Linked DNA regions of Homo sapiens: region 2 is linked to region 1. Evidence: chromatin contacts called from ENCODE Hi-C or POLR2A ChIA-PET data. All regions are on one chromosome and are shown on one strand. The core of a region is the stretch at or near the end of the contact, and the rest is flanking DNA. Distances in the headings are between cores, read along the strand shown.

Region 1 (5,117 bases), core at 1,717-4,216:
TGCAGGGCTGGGGACGCTGCCATGGAGGAGGCGGAGGCACCCTTGCCCCAGAGGGAGCTCCTGTGAATTTCACTGCCAGCAGCTGGGAGGCTGGTGAGAGACTGTGGAGCCTGCGTCGGGCCAGGCCGGGGAAGGCCTCCTGGGTGATGAGGGCGGAGGTGGGTGCAGCTTGGTGGAGGCCAGGAAGCCCCGAGAGGAGGCCGCCAAGGCGTGGTGGGTTGGGGCAGGTGAGGGCAAGGGGGTGGAGATGGGCACAAGGCCTGGCTGGCACCATGGAAGGTGCAGCCACCCAGACCCCCAGAAGGAGGCTGAGTGTGGGGCCGCAGGACACCTGGGGGCCATGGGACAGGAGGGAGGCCCTGAGGCAGTGCCTGCCTGTGGGTTCCCCACCCCTACACCCCCCATCTCAGAACTCCCTCCAGGGCACACAGTCCTCAGCCGTGGTCCCTTCAGGGTTGGCCCGAAGGTCCTGGCTTCCGTGGGTCAGCCCCATCGATCCAGAGCATAAGGTCCAGCCCATTCTGCCCAACTCAGGCCAGCTCTGGTCCCTTTGAGCTGCAGAGCTCGCATAGGGTCAGGTACGCACAGGGTCCAATTGCTGCCCCTGCCTACGCCTGTGTCCTTCCCTTCGGTCCCCAGTGTTGGCTCCAGGGCAGCCCTGACATCCTGCTGGTGCAAGCTTGCCTCGGAGGCAGCTTCCGGGGGCCCATGTGGCTGCCGGGTCAGCAGAGCATGCTGCTGCCTGCCCCTGGGCTCCAGGCTGTTGGGCTGAGACCCCACAAGCTCCCCTGCAGGCAGGCCGGTGGTCCAGCCCCAAGTGGGGAAGTGGCAGCGGGAGGGGTGCTGGGAATGCCACTGCCAGGGAGCCCACAGTGACACAGACCAGGGAGCTTCTGCAGGCCTGGGAGCTGCTCTGTAGATGGCACCCCTTGCCCTGGGCCCCATCCTTATCTCCTTTCTCCTTAAAATCAGAGCCTCTCCCCTGCAGGCCAGCCCAGTGTCCCTCAGCTCTGGGTCCTTCTAGCCTCAGTGCCCCTTGGCTTCCCATGCTGCTGAATCACAGTGATTGGGATGACAGGGTCCCGCCTCCTCTGCCTCTGAGTTCCAGGACCGCAGACGCCATTGTAACCCACGCACCCGCAGAGGCCTGTCTATGAGCTCCTGTCGTGCTCTGGGTCTCCCCAGAAGCCGGCCCTGAAGCAAAGATTCATGTGAGTGGCCCCGGGAGGGAGGGCCTCGGCCAGTCCAGGGCACTCCGCTAGTGGAGTCAGCCACCGCCTGGCCCTGGGCTCTGTCTCGGGAGCCTGAGCCGGGAGGGCAGGCCTCTGAGTTGCCCCTGTGGAGGGCTTTTGTCCCCAGCCCCATCCCTCCCTGGGGGAGGACCGCCTCCCGCACTGCACTCTGGCATTCTGGGTTTGCCTGGCTTGGGGCCGAAGACAGCATCTGTCCACAGTAGCAGCAAAAATACCCTTCACACATGGGCCCAGGACTGGTCACTCTTTGGGGGTGCCCCTTGGGAGGGTGGAAGTCCCACGGGATATGTTGCTGCTGAGCCCCAGTCACTGTGGCTGGACAGAGAAACCCTATTCCTTTATCCGCTGAGATCCTGCTGTCTTCATTCTCCTGAATGGCTGGGCAAGGGAACTGGGTGCCAGAGGGCAGAACTGGGGTAGTGCCTGCCCCGGCCCTCCCAGCCTCTCCCCTCCACTCCCTGTCCCCACCGCCAGCCCCAGCTTGTTCCCCAGAGACCCAAGGGACAGGCTGTGGGGCCTGGCAACTCAGCCCCGACGGGCCCAGTCTAAACCGGTGTTCCGCCAGGGAGGCCCATTTGGCCGTCCGGTTGCCTAAACAGCCCAGCCTTTGTCCGGGGCGGTCACAGGCGCTGTTTGCTCAGTGCCCGGCTTGTTTTTCCCAGGCCAGTGAGGCAGGCAGAGGCACCGGAGCCATGGAAACAGCACAGACCACCTGTCCTGCCCCAGCTCCGCTCCCGCTCGGTTGCTTTCTCTGCCTCTGTGGACCTCCTGGTGCGCTGGCCCTATCCCAGCTGGGCCCTGGGCAGAGCAGGACTCACTGTCTTGCCCCCGCCCACCCTGGGACTTCAGCTGGGCCCAGCACAGAGAGAGCCAAGGGGTTTCTGGAGCTCTGGAGTCCCTCCACCTGCTCTCAGCACTCACCAGACGCAAGCTCTGTGGACCATGGGGACTGAGGGCTCCTTCCTCTGCCCCCCGGCACTCCTTCCCCCAGCCACTCTCCTGGGGAGGGGCCAGGGATGAGGCCAGCTCAGGGAAATACTCTCTGACCTGAGTTGCCCCAACAGGAAATAGGCTATCTTGAAAGGTGGTGAGTTCCCTGTCATGTGAGGCATGCAAGGGTAGACTCCTAGGGCTGCTATAAGGGAATCTTTATTGTATGGGAGGGGACATTAATGGATCGAGTGAGTATAGAAAGAGTTCTTTCTTTTGTTCATTCATTCACTCCATTTATTGACTGACTCATTGATTCATTCAGAAAACACCAGTGGTGTGGCATCCATCCTCTGGCCTAGGCTGGGTGCCAGGTGCAGAACATTCAACCGTGAGACTGCAGTCATGACTCCTGCTTTCATGGCAGGCAGAGTCACATGGGTAAGAGGATGTGGGGGAGACACACATGAGAATGAACAAGGCCTCCAGGAAGGTGGGGTAGGAGCCGAGAGGGATCAGAGAGATTATGAGTTTCGTGCCCTATTCCATGGGTGGAAAACTGAGGCACAGAGGGATACTCATGCCACATAGAACCTGGATAACTCCCCAGAGCTTCTGGGTCCACAGTCATCCAAGCTGCAAACGCCGCTGAGAATCCTGAGGAGGGGAGGCTCCTTCCAGGTGTTGGGAGTGGCTTGGGAGTGCTCCAGCAACCCCGCATGCCCCAAGCACTGCTTATGGGCCAGGCTGGGGTGGGGAATGCTGAGAGCACTGGGGAGAACCTGTTCTTGGGACTGACTTCCAGATTAAGACAATCTTGCTTCGAGGGGCTGTGTGGCTGGCTTTAAGCACCAGGAAGTTCTGATCTTCTCACCTGTTCTAGTTAATTAGTGCTGCATAACAAACAGCCCCAAAACAGTGACTAAAACTACAGCCACTTTATTACGCTCAGGAATTCTGTCCTGAAAGGGCACAGTAGGGACAACTCCACTCTACTCTGTGTGGTTCAGTGGCTCACCCGAGACAACTCAAATGGCTGGGGGCCGGGACACCTGCTGCTGGTGGATCCACTTCCAAGATGGCTTCTGCATTCGCATGGCTGGTGCCTGGGCTGGGCTGGCTGGAAGGCTGGAACTGTCAACCAGTGCACCCCCATGTGACTCCTCATGGAGCTTGGGCTTCCTCACAGCATGGAAGTCTCAGGTTGTTGAACTTCCTTCTTAGATGGCAACTTAGGACTCCAAGTTATAAGCCATATGGTCTTTTATGAGTGAGCCTTGGAAGTTACCCAACAACACTTCTGCCGCATTGTCTTGGCTGAAGTAGTCACAAGCCCACCTGGATTCAAGAGGAGAGGCCATAGGGCCCACGCTTCAATGGGAGAAGGACCAAGGACTTTGCAGCCATATTTAACACTGCCACACTAGCCTCCAATTTCCTCCTTTCCTCTCTGAAAATTCTGCCATCTGCCAAAGTTGGGCTTAAATTCCAAGCCAGAAAAACTTCCTGCTAATTCCTATCCCCAGTAACACTTCCTGCCCACCGCTGCATTCTTGGTTATGGTTGCTCTAATAAGTAATGGGGACAGTCATGAATGTGATGCCCCTCACTTGGCAACCATGCCCATGTGTTCACACATGTATATTCTTCTTTGGTTCTTAGAGTAATCCTGTGAGGCATTTTAGATGAGCGAGTGGGCATCTCACATGGAGTTTTGCGGGGTGAGTAGGAGTTTTCCTGACAGACAGGGTTTGAGGAAAAGTATGATGAGCTTGGGCACATGTACAGTTGGGTGGGGCTGGAGGACAGTGTCACTGACTTGAGGCAAGAGGCTTCTCTGTGGAGAAGTGCTCCACACAGTCCTCTGTTTTAGGAAGACTCCTCTGGCCCAGACAGTGTGAAGGCTGGAAGCTGGCCTGGGGGAGCTGGCACTGAGGCTCATTCATGGACCCCCACAAGTGCCTGTCTGCCTGTGCCTCCTACGTGGTTTCACGAGTCCTTTCAACCATTATCTGGGTGGGCATTGTCAACCCATTTTACAGATGAGAAAGCCGGGCTGGGCGCAGTGGCTCATGCCTGTAATCCCAGCACTTTGGGAAGCTGAGGCGGGCAGATCACTTGAGCTGAGTTTGAGACCAGTATGGGCAACATAGGGAGACCCTGTCGCTACAAAAATGAACCAACAAACAAAAATTAGCCAGGCATGGTGGTGTGCACCTGTGGTCCCAGCTACTCGAGAGACTGAGGCGGGAGGATTGCTTGAGCCCAGGAGGTAGAGGTTGCAGTGAGCCATGATCGCACCACAGCACTCCAGCCTGGGTGACAGAGAAAGACCCTATCTACAAAACACACACACACACACACACACACACACAAAACAGATGAGAAAACTGAGGCACCAAGAGGTGTTTCTGGAATCCAAACTTGGCAGGAAGGCTAGGAGCAGGGTTGGGAGCTGCCCTTGTCTCCTCCACAGGCAGGAAGCTTGTCCTCCCTCTCCAGCACCTCAGCTGCCCCTGCCACCCCCACCCCTCTCAGCCCTGACCCTGTGGTCCAGAAAGGCCTCTGGAGGCCAGCTGTGGGTGGCAGGGCCTCTGGCTTACACCAGCGGGCAGCAGGGAGTGTAGTCACCTGCTCACTCGTGTCTGGTGCTCTTTGTGGCTATAGGAAGCAGAGGACAGGTGCTGGGAGGAGGGCTGGCCTGAGGGGAAACTGAGGCCTGGGACTGCGGGGTCAGGGCTTGGTCTCTGCCACTGAGTTTGCACCTGGCTTCCCCTCATGCCTGGCCATTTGGTTCCGGCTCTTGAAATAGATCCTCTGCCCACCTGGTAGCTGGCCGGCCATGGGCCGTGCCACGCCACCTGCCTGCTGCAGCCCAGCCCGGTCACCCCGAAACGCTGACAAAAGCCAGCTGCTCTCCCAGCAGTCGCTCGG
Region 2 (5,117 bases), core at 1,871-4,370, 99 kb before region 1:
ACAGGCAGCCGGCTCCCTCTCATCTGGACAGGAGTGGCCATAATGTCCCCAAGGAACTCTGCACTGGAGACCCTAGGAGGAGGGCTGTCATCTGTCGAAGGCCAGCAAGACACAGGCATGCGAGTGCCCACCCTGCTCGGCCCCCTCCCTCCCCGCACAGCGCCACCAGAAGCAGCACTCGTGGCCCCCAGGCTGGCTGAGTAGCGGCTTCACGGGCGTGCCGTCTCCTCCCACTGGGCAGGCAGGCATCCCTCCCCAGGGGCCCTGGTTCTGGCCCTGCTGTGCAGGCTGGCCTGAGCTGACCGCACTGCAGGAGGTGGCGGGAAGGTTCTTTCCTTCCTTGAGGGAAGTGGCCTCTAGGGGAGAGCAGCTGGGGGGGTAGTCACAGACCCTCAGGTCCACCCAGGGTCCAGTGCCTGTCCCTGCGGGTGCTGGCACACTCAGTGCCCTAGCTTGGGACGCACAGGGCTGGGACAGAGTGTAGCATGAGGATGACACTGAGAGGGCCTCGGGGCTCCCCTAGCAGGGGAACGTGGCGAGAGACGGGCCTCCCTAAGCCCCGCCTATCCTGGGCCTGGTGCAGGGTCAGCCTCAACAAATGCTAATTGTGGCTACCACCTTCCTGGGGAAAAGCTGAGGGGGCAGATACGACTGTCAACCCCTCTTAAACAGGTGAGGAGACCGAGGCCCAGAGAGGCAACGTGACCTGGATGTCACACAGCCAAGGGGGCAGCAGAGTGAGGTCCAAATGTCCTGCTCCCTGCCAAGCTTTTTTTTTTTTTTTTTTTTTTTTTTTTGAGATGGAGTCTCACTCTGTCCCCCAGGCTGGAGTGCAGTGGCGCGATCTCGGCTCACTGCAAGCTCCGCCTCCTGGGTTCACGCCATTCTCCTGCCTCAGCCTCCCGAGTAGCTGGGACTACAGGCGCCCGCCACTACGCCCGGCTGATTTTTTGTATTTTTAGTAGACAGGGGGTTTCACCGTGTTAGCCAGGATGGTGTTGATCTCCTGACCTCGTGATCCGCCCGCCTCAGCCTCCCAAAGTGCTGGGATTACAGGCATGAGCCACTGCGCCCGGCCTGCTTCCTGCCAAGTTAAACGGCATGCTAGCTCTCAGCTCCCCATGCCCAAGTGGACTTGAAAGGTCTACCCCAGCCCTCCTTCCACAGCCCATCCTGAGCAGGCTGCCTACTCCAGGCAGGCCCCAGGCTGGGCTGGACCATTTAATCCTCACAGCCCTGGTAAGGCTGAGATCACGGATCCCACTTCATAGTGGAGAAACTGAGGCTCAGGGGGTGCTGAATCTCTAGCTCTAGGTGTCTTTGCTCTCAGAAGTTGGTCGGGGAGGGGGTCTGCTTGCTCTCTGGGCACGTGTCCTACTCCCTCCCGAGGGGCACTGGAGCAAATCCCAGGTCCTTAGCCAGCAAGGAGACCGCTGAGGCTCACACCTGGTGCCGCCCACCCAGAACTGGAGACTGAGATGCTGACTCACCCAGGAGTGGGGACCAGGAGGGCCCCGATGCAGCCCGACCCTCCTCTGTCCCAGCATCATCTCGCCTGGGGTCGCGAAGACCCCGTGTTCCCTCAAGGCCTCAGAACAAAAGCGGTATGAGAGGGTCTGGGGGTCCTGCTCCCCTGCTCCAATTCTGGGTCCCCTGGCTGGTGGGCAGGACCAAGATGTCCCTAAGGACTGTCCGGGCAGAGCCAGCCAGGGTGGGGTGAGGGCTGAAGGGACAGTGGCTGAGGGTCTCCTTGGACCCTCCCAGCTGTGGTGAGTGGCCGGAGGGGGAAGATCAAGGCCATCCCAGCTCCTCTGAGCTGAGGCTGACTCAGGCTGTCGCACACCTCATGATCAGCTCCCAGTCAGGTGGTCCACCCTGAGTGTCCCTGCGTCTGCCCCCATCTGCACCCCCGGGAGGTGCCTTGGGGGAGGCTGTGGGGTGGGTTGCACCCTAAGCACGCACTCTGGGCTCCTGACTTAATCTCTGAGACCCCCACCCCCTCAGGCTGGACTGGCCACCTGGGCTGGCTGGGTCCCCTCACACCTACTGGGTTCTGACTCATGGTCCCAGCAGGCTAAAAAGGGGGTGGGGCAGGACAGCCCAGTGGGCGGAGCTGTGAGAATCCAGGCCGGCCTCTGGGCTATGCTCTGGGCAGGTCTCATGCCCTCGTGAGCCGTGGTCTCCCCACTGAGGCAAGGGGTCAGCTGCCAGGGCCCCCGTCATCAGCCATCGGAGCTGGAGTGCAGGTGGGGACCACCATACTGATTCCAATGGCCCCAGCCTGGCCCCCACAGGTCCCCCAGGCCAGGACTTCAGCCTCCTAGAGCCTACAGTGCTCACCATGGGGGGACCCAGCCCACAGGTCGGGCTCTATAACGTGTGGCAGAGACAGAATGGGAGACAGGCCCCTAGTCCACCCTGGTCGTCACCACAAGTGCCCTCCCCCTGGGCCCCCAGCCCCACCTGGGAGAAGCAGATGTGACTCAGTTTCCCTCATTCGGCCTTTCTCGTTCTGGGCTAGACTTACCCAGGTGGCATCTTGAGTCATCCTGGGCGATGGCAGGTGGCCTCGGGGCATGAGGGCTGCACTCCAGGATGCCCGGTGGCTAGGTGACAGGAGAGGCCAGCGCAGGAGCTTCTGTCCCCAGGGAGTGCTCGAGGCAGGCTGGGCCCTGCAGACAGGCGGTGCACACAACAGAGCCCAGGGCCAGAGAGTGAGTCTTCAGGGTGTGGAGGTGAGGCTGAGCCTCTTCCACTCAGACGCCCTGCAATGAACCACGGCTCCTTCAGGCCCTGTCCAGCCTGAGGGGTGCACCACCAGGGTCAAAGATCACCATGCCCCAAGTGCACAGTGGGCAGATGAGGTGGGCCAACGGGGGGAGCTTGCTGGAAGAGTGGCGGGAAGACAAGAAGAGACATGGCTTCAGGGGAGGCCACAGCCTGGGCGAAGGTTTGGCTGTGAGACCATCAAGTCCCCACCTAAGGACCTCTGTGCCTGAGGGTGGGGCCTGGAGAGGACCGGGAGTGGCCTGGCTCTGAGATAGCCCTCCCTCCCTATCAGACCTCCCACGGCTCCTCCTACCTCCAGAGCCAGGATGGCAGGAGGCCCAGCTCACTGTGAGGAAGGCCAGCCCCAGGCAGGGGCTCCAGGTCAGCGCCACTTCTTGACCTGTTGGGTTTTAAAAACAAAAGTGACAAGTGTCAGCTCTGGAAGAGACGTGGCCTTACCCAGCTCTGAACCCCTTTGTGACCTTGGGCCTTGCCCAGCCGTCCCGCACCAGAACCGACACTCCAGCCTGGCCCGTCTCTCGCCTAGTGGCTCACCCACCCCTGTAAGGGCCTGGATGGAATGTGGAATGGCCTCCGTGGCCAGCCCTGTGTTGGACAATGCCAGGTCAGAGGGGACCAAGACCCAAGCCTGTCCTTGAGTGGTCAGTGGTCATGTCCCCCTGCTGGGAAGCCTGTGCCCTGCCAGGCTGGTGCCTGGATGCTCTAGGGCCCAGAGGAGGGCAGCAGGATGCACAGGGGGGACAGCCTGGTGCTGCTTTCCCGGGTGCCTGGCCTGTCAGCAGGTGGCTGGACTATGGAGGGAGGGGTTAAGCCCCCATTGCACCGAGGAGGATGCTGAGGGTCCAGGGGGGCTGTGGCTTCCCCTGGGACCCAGGACGAGGAAGGCTTGGGGTTCTCCCACGAGCGGAAACCCCCGGGAGGGGCCCACAGCATCCAGTCTGGGGCTGCAGGGCTTCGGCAAGGTCTTGTCCAGTGAATGAAAACTTCACCTCACGCCAGCCCATTCTGGCAGGAGTGCCCTTGCAGGGTGCGCACGGGGTGCAAAGGCCAGGGAGGTGCATCCAGGCAGGAAGGGATGTGGGTCCCCGGGGCTGAGCCCAAGACGCTGGATGGGAGCAGACATACCGTGGTTCCCTGCAGCCCTGTACCGTGTGACCTCGAGCAAGAGCAGCCCTGCTGGGGACCGGGAGAGTCACCCACCAGGCTATTGAGGGGCCTGTGGGGACACTGGGTGGGGGGTGCCCTTCCCTCCTCCTCCCTGAGCACCAGCCCTGCCCACGCTCCCAGCCAGCTAGGCCGTCTACCACTGTTGACACCCTCTCTACTGTCTCTGCCCCTCCCCAGCATGCCCGCAGCCCGGGCTCCCCCTCCAGCCTCCCAGAGCAGCAAGTGTCCCGGGCAGGCCTCTGCTCCCAGCATTGCCCTGGCCTGTCCCTCTGCCAGGCACAACCACCCTGCTTTTTCCTGCTCCTTTCCCCTGAGGGCCCTGTGTTCCCTGGTGAGTCCCAGCTCTGCCCGCAAGGCTCTAGGACTCGCATCTGGACCACCCAGGCCTGCAGTGGTCAGGGAGCCTGAATGTGGCAGTGCCCGCTCCGGGGGACTCTGAGGAGGGTGTATGGACACATTTCCTGCACACCCAACCCTGCTGTGCTCCACAGGACCAGGACACAGATGCTGTGACCTCAGCGGGCTCCACCCCCACCGCAGGAGGATCTGCACGCAATCAGGAGAACTCCAGCCGACAACCAGGGCTTTCTGGGGTGTGGGGTGGGGAAAGACTGATGTTTCAGCTTCGTGACCCACTCATGGAGCCATTTCTGAGCTGGTGGGGAGAAGGCCAGTTGCACGTGTTGTGGGGTGTGTGCGGGGGTGATCTCCAGGCCCACCTACCTGGCAGCCCTGGGGGTGAGCATGGGGCTCAGGCCTGGGGAGACAGCAGGAATCTCCCCTTTCTCAGGAGGCTTCCTGAGACAGACCAGAGAAACCCTTCGCAGCCAGCCTGGATGAGGGCTGGGAGGGCCATGCAGCGTAAACGGTGCTCCTTGAGCAGAGCTGACGGGGAGTGAGCAGTCGGCAGGCGCTCTGCCATCTGCCAGCTGCCACCTCCCGGGCGCTGCCCCGGCCCCACGGTGTCTGCCCGTGGGCAGGGTGCCCGGCAGGCCCAGGCGGGGGAGGGGCCGGGCCAGCCAGGACAGGTGTGCGGAGGCCTCGGTGGGCAGGTGGCCATTTCAGGGCCGGGCGGATGTCTGGAGCAAGTGAGGCAGACAGACGGTGTCACCCCGAAGTCACCTCGGGCTTGGCTCAGGGCCACTGGGAGCCGGACCCCC

What was found. Hi-C counts contacts between places; a loop is a spot of excess contacts on that map. ChIA-PET counts read pairs that join two places held with the same protein, here RNA polymerase II (POLR2A). Pooled maps may share reads with other maps.
Region 2: a map of right lobe of liver shows a loop between it and region 1 (6-fold over the local background). The contact joins two enhancer-like sites. A Hi-C loop is called at or near these places in 128 of 168 maps with a recorded cell type or tissue (A673, B cell, CD4-positive, alpha-beta T cell and 73 more), 37 of 37 single-sample maps with no recorded cell type and 48 of 50 pooled maps. POLR2A ChIA-PET finds 5 or more read pairs at or near these places in 32 of 52 experiments (A549, AG04449, AG04450 and 28 more).

What each region holds. Positions count from the first base shown.
Region 1 is chr22:46,008,125-46,013,241 of GRCh38, reverse strand. It overlaps the pseudogene LOC730668. Among named protein-coding and RNA genes, the nearest start is that of WNT7B, 34 kb to the right of the region's middle. Within about 2 kb of position 2,966, at least 3 of the 41 ENCODE cell types and tissues checked have a DNase peak (open chromatin) inside an H3K27ac peak, as active enhancers do; they include uterus, where a contact is called at or near this core.
Region 2 is chr22:46,107,319-46,112,435 of GRCh38, reverse strand. It overlaps LOC124905135 (collagen alpha-1(III) chain-like), which reads right to left. Exons shown (of 2, transcript XM_047441696.1): 2 at 1-5,117. It overlaps MIRLET7BHG (MIRLET7B host gene), which reads right to left. Exons shown (of 5, transcript NR_110479.1): 4 at 3,083-3,169; 5 at 1-2,672. Among named protein-coding and RNA genes, the nearest start is that of MIRLET7A3, 2.9 kb to the left of the region's middle. RefSeq lists an enhancer at 1,126-1,659. Within about 2 kb of position 3,120, at least 17 of the 41 ENCODE cell types and tissues checked have a DNase peak (open chromatin) inside an H3K27ac peak, as active enhancers do; they include uterus, where a contact is called at or near this core.